Regions from separate parts of the Homo sapiens genome. Here region 1 is linked to region 2. The links are chromatin contacts, found by Hi-C in ENCODE. All regions are on one chromosome and are shown on one strand. Each heading gives the region's core, a stretch centred on a gene start or an enhancer-like site at or near the end of the contact. The rest is flanking DNA. Distances are from core to core; before and after follow the strand shown.

Evidence for each region. Hi-C counts contacts between places; a loop is a spot of excess contacts on that map.
Region 1: a loop to region 2 is called in a map of transverse colon, with 3 times the contacts of the local background. The contact joins the promoter of LINC02260 here to the enhancer-like site in region 2. A Hi-C loop is called at or near these places in 2 of 168 maps with a recorded cell type or tissue (G401 and transverse colon).

What each region holds. Positions count from the first base shown.
Region 1 is chr4:54,605,483-54,610,350 of GRCh38, forward strand. LINC02260 (long intergenic non-protein coding RNA 2260) reads right to left here and starts at 1,649. Exons shown (of 2, transcript NR_134657.1): 1 at 1,401-1,649.
Region 2 is chr4:54,537,757-54,542,880 of GRCh38, forward strand. No RefSeq gene overlaps it. Among named protein-coding and RNA genes, the nearest start is that of LINC02260, 67 kb to the right of the region's middle. RefSeq lists an enhancer at 1,584-2,085 and a cis regulatory region at 4,731-5,124. Within about 2 kb of position 1,920, at least 3 of the 41 ENCODE cell types and tissues checked have a DNase peak (open chromatin) inside an H3K27ac peak, as active enhancers do.

The sequences.
Region 1 (4,868 bases), core at 399-2,898, 67 kb after region 2:
AGAGGTGCATACTATTAAGTAACATTTTCAATTTTGTCTGTAGTCATCCGCAAGGACTCAAATATAGAAGTATAGAGTACTTCTCAGGCCATATTTAGTTTGCTTTAACAAGGGTAATGAACTAAATGTACAAACATCAACATGTGTAGACCCTTCAAACAGGGTAAGAAACAGAAGATTTGTAGCACCATTCTATGTATGTAAATTGAAATCAAATATATACATAGCACTACAGAAAAGGTACATGCATTTTAAGAACATATCATGAATACGTTAAATTGAGTCCTGTGGAGGTGGGGAATGGGAGTGGAGATTGGAGATGAAGGGGAAATATACAAAATAAAATCAAACATGACAGGGACCGTGTATGGGTCAATGATTATGGTGTTTTATGAAGTAAGAATGATTAATTCAATTCTCTAGATTGTGAGTAAAGTAAAACATATATAATTTTCAAAAAAATTAATAGCAGGGGATGGGCGCGGTGGCTCACGCCAGTAATCCCAGCACTTTGGGAGGCCGAGGTGGGCGGATCACGAGGTCAGGAGATCAAGACCATCCTGGCTAACATGGTGAAACCCCATCTCTACTAAGAACACAAAAAATTAGCCGGGTGTGGTGGCGGGCGCCTGTAGTCCCAGCTACTTGGGAGGCTGAGACAGGAGAATGGAATGAATCTGGGAGGCAGAAGTTGCAGTGAGCCAAGATCGTGCCACTGCACTCCAGCCTGGGCAACAGAGCAAGACTCCACCTCAAAAAAAAAAAAACTTAATAGCAAATTAGTTATGTGAAATGGTTTCTAATGCCTTTACAGGTTTTCTGCTTGCTGCTGAAGTTAGAGTTTAGTTTTAGTTTTAGTTGTGCTCAGCTGGTTCACCCCAGCTGCTTTGTAACAGATTTGTCAATCCAACTCAACTGAATTTCAATTTTGTGAGTGATCACATTTCAGACACTAATCCCTTCTCAAGTGCTTGAAATACAGGCAAAATATTTATTTGAACTAGCTGATTAACAAATCTGTGAATTAAGTGATACACAAAAGGCAATGAACTGGAATGAAAAGTATTGGAAGAGAGAAACCTGCTCTACCATTTCTAAATCTTTGTCTTCCAAAATGCATGCATTTGAAATAACAATGAAACTTTCACTCCCCAAAGTCATTGACCCAAAATATAGAAAAATCTGGAATATATTGAAATTTGGTCGCAGAAAAACAGCTAGAATAAACTAGAACTAAGTTCAAATGAAAACTAAACCAAAGTAAATCTTCAAATTTATCAATTAATATTGCATGAAAATCTTTAATATCTGCTAAAAATAATTCCATCCGAAACAAATTAATATAAACATTATGAACAGTTAAAAAGAAATAGGTAAATTGACAAACAAGGAGAACTTACTTGAAAATCCGGCTGATCATTTGGAGAATTCATCCTTAGTAAATTGACCTGGAGTGTAAAGGACTAATCATTTCCTCTTCCCTCCTCAAGCTTGCCTTTGACATTCATCAGAACTGTGGGCACTTGGATCAAAACGCTGGAGGGTGAGATTGGAGGAGGGGCAGTGAGATTGACCTCAAATATGTTCATCTTCAAAGACAGCCCCATCTACCATGTGGCAGAATTTCAATACATGCATCCCCATCTCCCTGAACCTGATTACAGGAAACCAAGCAGAAAAAATTAACCTTGGGCTGAATCCAGTCCACTTGCAGCTGCAGCCCAAGTGGCCTTTTTAAAGCACACATTTGATCATGCCACTCCCCAGCTTAAACCATTTCAAGGACTCAGGATCAAGTACCAACAGCAGCTCGAGGCTTACAAGACCCTTCAAAATAAACCTGCTTCTTTGACCTCAGCTGAAGCCTCCTCCTCCTCCCCAGCCTCCAAAGCCTCCTGGGCTTTTCTTTTCCATGCTGTTTCCTCTGTCTAAAATACTCGCTTCCTGTATCTCCTATCCCCAAATATCTGTTAGCTAACCCTTTTTCAAAAATGACTCCCATTAGATACAACTTCCTCTAGGAAGCCTAAAATTAAGAAAACTGCTACCAGTACTGCAGTATTAGGAGACAGTTACCTGTGGTTCTCTCACATTTGTGCACATCTCACAGAGGTACTCTCTTCTCTTTGTTCCAGATTAGCTTTGCAAGAATGTTTGGATAGCAAACAGCCTTAGAAGACAGAGATAGGGTCTCTCTCTGGAGCAAAGGGCAAGTTGGCTTTCAGTCTTACAAGATAGAAACAATGTCTCCCTCTCTCCAGATCAAAGGGCAGGTATGCTTACTGCCCATTATAAAAGATAGGTTCCCTTGGATGGAGCTGGAGGCCATTATCCTTAGCAAACTAATGCAGGAACAGAAAACCAAAAGCTGCATGTTCTCACCTGTAAGTGGGAGCTAAGTGATGAGAACTCATGGACACAAAGAGAAGAACAACAGACACTGGGGCCTACTTGACAGTTGAGGGTAGGAGGAGGGAGAGGATCAGAAAAAAAATAACTATTGAGTGCTAGGCTTAGTACCCAGGTGACAAAATAATCTGTACAACGAACTCCTGTGACGCCAGTTTACCTATATAACCAACCTGCACGTGTATGCCTAAACCTAAAATAAAAGTTTAAAAATAATAAATAAATAAACGATGGGTTCCCTAAGCTCAGGGTTTTTCTCCTGTAAGGCAGTTCTCTATGTGTAAGTACAAAGATCTGGAGCTTTTCATATTGCCTGGATGGAATTTGGAGGCAAGGAGACCTGACACAGATAGGCTGTTCATGCCACTTGCTGTGTAATGAGCAATAAAGTGCTTTGTCTCTGACCCAGGAATCTCATGACTTCTGCCAGCATCCATGCAACTACAATAGACTAACATCAGTTTGAAAGTAGAAGACAAACTCAGACCCTTCTCAGTTCTTGACACTAATATAGTAATATTAATTTTCTGATTTTGATGGTTGTGCTGTGGTTTACTGGGATTAGGTCCTTGTTTGTGGGAAATAAACACTAAAGTGTTTAGGATTGGTGGGGTATCATGTGGACAAATTTCTCTTAAGGACCAAAAAAGGCATTGTATTGTACTTGCAACTTTTCTGTATATTTGAGATTGTTTTACTTTTTTTAAAAGATTGATCAGTGGGCTCAGGTGATATTAGCCTGATCCATCCACTACACAGTTTCCTGTTAACTTTTTATTTTGTGGTTTTGGCAATTGTTGACAATGATTGCCCAAATCTGTTTTTCATTAGAGATTCCAAAATGTTGATTTTCTAATTCAATTACTTATTTCAATTTTATTAACTGTAATACTTCTATAAAAAAGAATTTCTTCTTGTCAACTATCTGGTTACCCTGAAATAAAATTTATACAGGAAAAGCAGGAAAAAAAGAAATTGATTCTGTCCCTTTATTTTCAAAGTAATGATTTGTTGCCCTAGGGAGTTACCAAAGACATTTGTTTTTGATTGCTTCGGATGAGCTTATAATTTTTATATAGTTAAAGTTTTCAATCCATGGCAGTCATTATTCCTTTTGATGCTCAAATGTCTCATTTCAGGCCAATGTAAGCCCCTTCAAGATGAATCCAGTGCTCTTTTGTCATGACTTTATCAATCTTTGATTGCTTCCTTGCTTTGGGCACAATTAGATAGCTTAGTTTCATCTTGTACATTTCTGCCCCCAGATCTGAAATCAGTCATTTCTTTAGTGATCTTTGACTCTTTTTAAAGGGAGGTTGGTATTTACAGGCTGCAATCTAAGAGCTAGAGTTGTTCCTTGCTACAGAGTCATCATTAATTTCAGGCTTTTCAGTGGGCAAAGGTAGGACATTTGCATCAAATCCTGAGTTCATGCTGGCATTTACAAGATTTACATAATTTCTTTAATTTTATCCTTTTTCCTATATATGGAAACCTTGGTTCCTAACCACCTTAATTATATATTTATCTTATACTTTACTGTACTTATACTATAGGTATACTATAATGGTCTTACAATACAATACAGCAATAAAACACTGAACGTAGTTAAATATTTCTTTGTGGTTTTTATTTGTCCCTAGAATATGTCTTACTCAGGATGTACAGCCAAAATGTAGGTTTTATAATCACCTGTTGGGGTGGCCAACTGTAAACCTGGATAGTTCCAGGCAAACCAGGAGGGTTGATCACCCTCCTTGAAGTAATTCTCTACTCTTTGATTTAGCCACCAATTTGACATAGAGTCAGGTTCATTTGTTTCAGGTTGTTTTTGATGTTTAGGAATTTTTAACGTAAAAAATATCTAAAACATTTACACCGTTTCAAAGCCAAACCCATGTGATAAGACACCTAAGTCACATAAGTCACATTCAGAGAAGTCTAGGGTCTATCTCTATCTTCTCCACCTTATTCCCTCTCTCCCCTGGAGATGTCATTTGCCTTAGTTTTTTTGTTTATTCTACCACTGTTTCTTTTTTGAAAAATACATACATATAGTAATATCTACCTTTCTTACACAAAAGATAACATTTTACAAACACTCTTTCCATACACTGTTTTTTGTTTTGTTTTTTTGGGTTTTTGTTTTGTTTTGTTTTGAGATAGAGTCTCGCTGTGTCGCCCAGGCTGGAGTGGGGTGGCACGATCTCGGCTGCCTGCAACCTCCACCTCCCAGGTTCAAGCTATTCTTCTGCCTCAGCCTCCCGAGTACCTGGGTCTACAGGCACCCACCACCACACCCAGCTAATTTTTTGTATTTTTAGTAGAGACGGGGTTTTACCATATTCGCCAGGCTGGTCTTGAACTCCTGATCTTGTGATCTACCCACCTCAGCCTCCCAAAGTGCTGGGGTTACAGGAGTGAGCCGTTGCGCCCGGCCCCATACACTGTTTTTTAAA
Region 2 (5,124 bases), core at 670-3,169:
CCTCGGTGGATCGGATTGACCACTCTGACCTTCAGAATTGCTCTGCCTTGAGGCAACTGCCCCATCCCCATCCAGCAGCTCTTACTTAGCTGGGGCTGCCCCAGGGTGTGGGTGTGACAGTGACCAAGGACCTCCCAGAGAGGACTAAGCTGGATGCACTTCAGCCACCAACACAGACAGCAACTGGGGCAATGAGAGTCCCAGCTTGAAGCGGGGATCTGGACTGTTCTTCACCAAGGATCCCACTACCATCACATCCCCAACTTCACCCAGAGAGTGATAGTTTAACTAATGGCATAGCAAGAGCCCAACCTGGGGAGTAGAAAACTGGGCCTTACCTAGCACATAGCATACATTCAGCAAGTATTTGTTTGATGAACAAATGAATGGCGCTATCCTTGGACCAGGCTCACAGAAGCCTGAGGAGCCTGTGAGAGTGGATCAGGGAATAGGATCCCTAAAGCAGAGTCTCCATGCATTGCAGAAACAAATCCAGGTGAGTCTGGACCTCAGACTCTCTAGGCCTCACCCTTTTGATTTCTCACATTATTCTCACAGGCATGGAAGGAGGGAAGACCTGGAGGTTGCAAGAGGCTGATAAGCCAGCCTGTGATCATCCAGGCTTCCAGCTCCTCCTCTTCCCCTTCCTTCCATCTGCCCCATCTGGTCATTTCTCTGCTCCTCAGCACTTTCTTCTAAGGGCATCCATGGGAAGAAGGAGATAAAGCTCTAGACAGATGCTGTGCCACTGGAGGGTAGCCCTGGAGAAAATATTACAGCTATTAAAGGAGAGTTGGCTCCTATTGACTCCTAAGACACCAGCTAATTATTGGTTAAAATGGGTTGAAGTCCTTGGAATGTTCTAGGCCAGGGCTTCTGAAACTTAAATGTGAATACAAACCATCTGTGTGTCTTTTAAAAATGCATATTCTGATTTAGAAGGTCTGCAGCAAAGCAAAGTTTAGTTTTTTTGTTTGTTTGTTTTTATTTTGAGATATTTTCTCACTCTGTCACCCAGGCTGGAGTGCAGTGACGGGATCTCAGCTCACTGCAACCTCCACCCCCCAGGTTCAAGTGATTCTTGTGCCTCAGCCTCCTCAGTAGCTGGGATTAAAGGCACTGGCCAACACCCCTGGCTAATTTTTGTATTTTTAATAGAGACAGGGTTTCACCATGTTGGCCAGACTGGTCTCGAACTCCTGGCCTCAAGTGATCCTCCTGCCTCCCATAGTGCTGAGATTACAGGCATAAGCCACCACGCCTGGCCAAGATTCTACATTTCTAACAAGCTCCCAGATAATGGATGATTCCTATGCTGCAGGTCCAGGGACTACACTTTGATTAGCTGAGGCCTTAGAGAAGGAGAATACAGATATGTGTCACTGACTTAAGAGTCAAAATTATATATCATCATCACCACCTGACCACTAACACCTTGTTGTGCTAAATGCTTTGAACACTTTTTCTCACTTGATTTTTAAAGAGCCCTCAAAATAGCTATTATAGCCATGCCCCATTTACAGAAGGAAGAAGTGAGACCAGGGATCCTTAGTGACCAGCTAGCATGTGGTAAAGCCAGCACTGCAACACAAGTCCATCAGAGTCCTGGTCCTGGGTTCTTCACCACTTCACAGGAGAGAGAGCATAGCTTTGAAGCAGTCTCTTCTGTGATTATGTCTTCTTGGAGGGACCTCGGCTGGGCCCCAGCTTGCTAAGAAGAGAAAGCCACTGGAGTCTTTGTGTCGTCTCTAGACAGGGAGATGATGACGGTTCGCGGAATAGCTAATAGTGGATCAGCCGCTTGTGCTTAGCTGCTTCCCTGGTGCTTCGGGCAGCATCTTCCAGCTAAAGGAAGGGCTCCACGCTGAGCCATCCAGAGGATTCCTGGCTGCAAGTCCCTGGCCGGCAGGGCGGCCACTGAGCGGTCATCAAGGGCGCAGCGCTGAGCCCTGGCATGGAAACGCCGCCTCCGCCACGCCCACGTCCCCAGGCTCAGCTGCATGCTCATTGCACAGGGTCGCTGCACTGAGCTCAGCTGAGAGATTGCTTAGCTCAGCTTTGAAATCCAACCTAAATTCACCCCCTGGGCCTGCAGACACTCTGGCCAGATGCTCTTCCCCAACCAGAGCTGGGTAATAGAAGGTGACAGGCTGAACGCGGGGACTTGGGGGCGTGGCTGAGCGGCTGACAGCTAAGAGCTCTTCTCCCCAAACGCTGGACGCTGAAGGCTGAAGGCTGGAGCTGCGTTCCTGCGCTTTTTGAGGTGCACAGCTGCAGGATGGGGGTTCAGATATGCACCCAGGGGGATCAGGAATTTCATCTCTTTTTCTGGCCTAAATGTTCCAGTGTCTTCACATGCGGGGAGTTTATTTGCCGTAGGTAGCTCCTACTCCCTTGAGGAGGGAAAGGATCCCACCCGCATCTTCAGAGTCCACTGCCACAAACCCTGACAGAGTTATGGCTAATTTCTTAAGGTGGAAACAAATTGAGGTAATACTGGTGACTAAATGAATAAATAAAAATACACATTTCCGGCCGGGCGCGGTGGCTCACGCCTGTAATCCCAGCACTTTGGGAGGCCGAGGCGGGCGGATCACGAGGTCAGGAGATCGAGACCATCCCGGCTAAAACGGTGAAACCCCGTCTCTACTAAAAATACAAAAAATTAGCCGGGCGTAGTGGCGGGCGCCTGTAGTCCCAGCTACTTGGGAGGCTGAGGCAGGAGAATGGCGTGAACCCGGGAGGCGGAGCTTGCAGTGAGCCGAGATCCCGCCACTGCACTCCAGCCTGGGCGACAGAGCGAGACTCCGTCTCAAAAAAAAAAAAAAAAAAATACACATTTCCTAGACAAAATGTTTTCCATTTAGCCCCTACCCCATCCCCAATCCATATAGCACCTTGTGAAAATTAGCAAAAGTGTCCGTTTTGGGACCAGGCAGCAAATGGGGAAAGGACAGCCAAGTGGGAGGACACAAATAGTCATAGGGCTCCTGGCTTGGTGAGTAGAGCGTGGCCTAGCTTTCAGCACTAGTTTGCCCCCTCAGATGGTGCCCTTGTGCAGTGAGCAACAGCTACAACCATACCAGGTGACTGATCTTCCTTTCCTCCTTCCTTCCTTTTCGTCAATTGCTTATTGAATACTTCCTCTGTGTTTCCTGTTCCCTGACCCTCCCCTTCACACCTCCCCACTGTGTAGGTAAGGAAAACCTAAAGATAAATAGGACATAAAGAGGCTTATGGTACAATGGGGGAGGTGGACATGTAAACAGATAAACCATTAGGATTTCTGATATCTAAGACTGCACAATTTATACATGTCTAAAATTAGGGAACCTGGCTGATTCATACGATTCATACCAGGAATAAGAGCCTGGGAACTTACTTCCTTAAAGACCAGTGCCCAGTGGGGGATGCTTAGAAGTGTCACTGTACAACATTTGCTGTCCAGAATCCTGACTTTTCAGAAAGAGACATGGACAATATTAACAGGGAAGAGGCCTTTGCTCTTCAAGCACCTTGATGGGTTTGCAACGGCACCTTTGAGAGGAGGCTGTATTTGTCTGCTTTATTTAAAGGGGGAAGTTTGAAGTAGAGGTGGTGGGGGCACTGGAGTAGGAAAGGAGTAAGAATGGCAGGATCCTGCATGGACAAAAGGCTGGAGAAAAATCTCCATGGAGGATGAATTTGTAAGTTATATCTGCTATGAGCAGTGCTGTTAAAATATTTACTCCGTAACACTCCCCACCCCCCAGATCCACTCATTATCTCGAACTGCCTGGGGTAAAAGGAGGAGATCAAGGAAGAATCTGGATCCTTTAAAAATGTCATGGGTCAAAACCGTAGGAGCTAGAGGCAAAGAAAACCATGAGAATATAAATCCATGACTATTCACACAACTACTGGGGAAGTCTTTGGATATTTTTCAGGCCACGGAATTAAGGATTCAGGGGAATTTCAGGCAGCTCCCAAGGAGTAGGGAGGCCCCAGATGCTATCTACATTGGAGCAATAATATCCGTGAAATTGTTGGTCATATTTTCAACTCAGGGTCCTGGTCCTGTTCAAATGCTTACAGCAGCAAGGGAGATAAAGGAGTAAAGCAGGCTGGATGTGAGACAGCAGGGAGTGGTAGGCGCTGCAGCAAGCTGTAGGGTGCAAGTCCTATCGGAAGGAGACAATTGCCTCCCAGCTCCAGCGGAGTGTTGCCTTGCAAGAATGCAAGCCCAGTGTTGCCAGATAGTCCACATTTTAAGAGAAGCCAGAAATGCAAATGTTTCAGAAAAACCTCGTTTTTGAAAAATGTTAACTAATTCAGAAAATATTTTCAAACTTCAAGGGTCAAACAAAAGATGTCTCGTGATGTATGTGGTTTCTAATTTAGAAGACAGAACAAATACAGGGATAAGATTCATTTTCAAAACAAGTAAAGAAATGAATGGCATTTAAGTGAGATATGATAGGAAAAGCTCTGATTCATGCATCTTAAATCCAGGGCTTTCGGCTCTGCTTGACTACTATTTGTCTGTATGTTTACAATGAAATAATTTATAATGTCGTGGCCTTCATCTCTTTATCCATAAAATGAAGGCATTAAATCTGACACTTTTTTTAGACTTGGAGATGTGATGATTGAGGGGGCAGAAAGAAAGTGTAAGCAGTGGAAAAATGAGCCCTGGGTGTGTTTCAAAATGTGTTGAATTCATTGACATTTATTATGTGTCTGCAAGGTACATTGCCTTGATCATGGAATTCTTGCTTACTGTGAAAAAGTAAGCATAAACTCAAAAAGCACCTTAATTATTTTGCCTACCTGAGAACAATGCTTTCAAAGAAGTGGGAGAAGAGCCTCCCCCAACTGGAAGCTGTGTTACTGACACTATCAGCAGGTGAGTTACAGAGTCTGTCAGCAACGATAAGAGCACTGGCGTATTTCCTATTCAGACTGACGCTGCACTGAGACAGGAACCTAACTGATGTTTGTTCAATAATACCAAGATATGTCACAGAATCTGTGGGGGTGTCCGGTATCTTTTGTCAGCTTAGACTCAAACCCTGGAGAAAATATGTTGCAGACTGTTGCAGATGTTCTGAGATTAAATGATGTTTTCCTGAAAATGCATGAGGC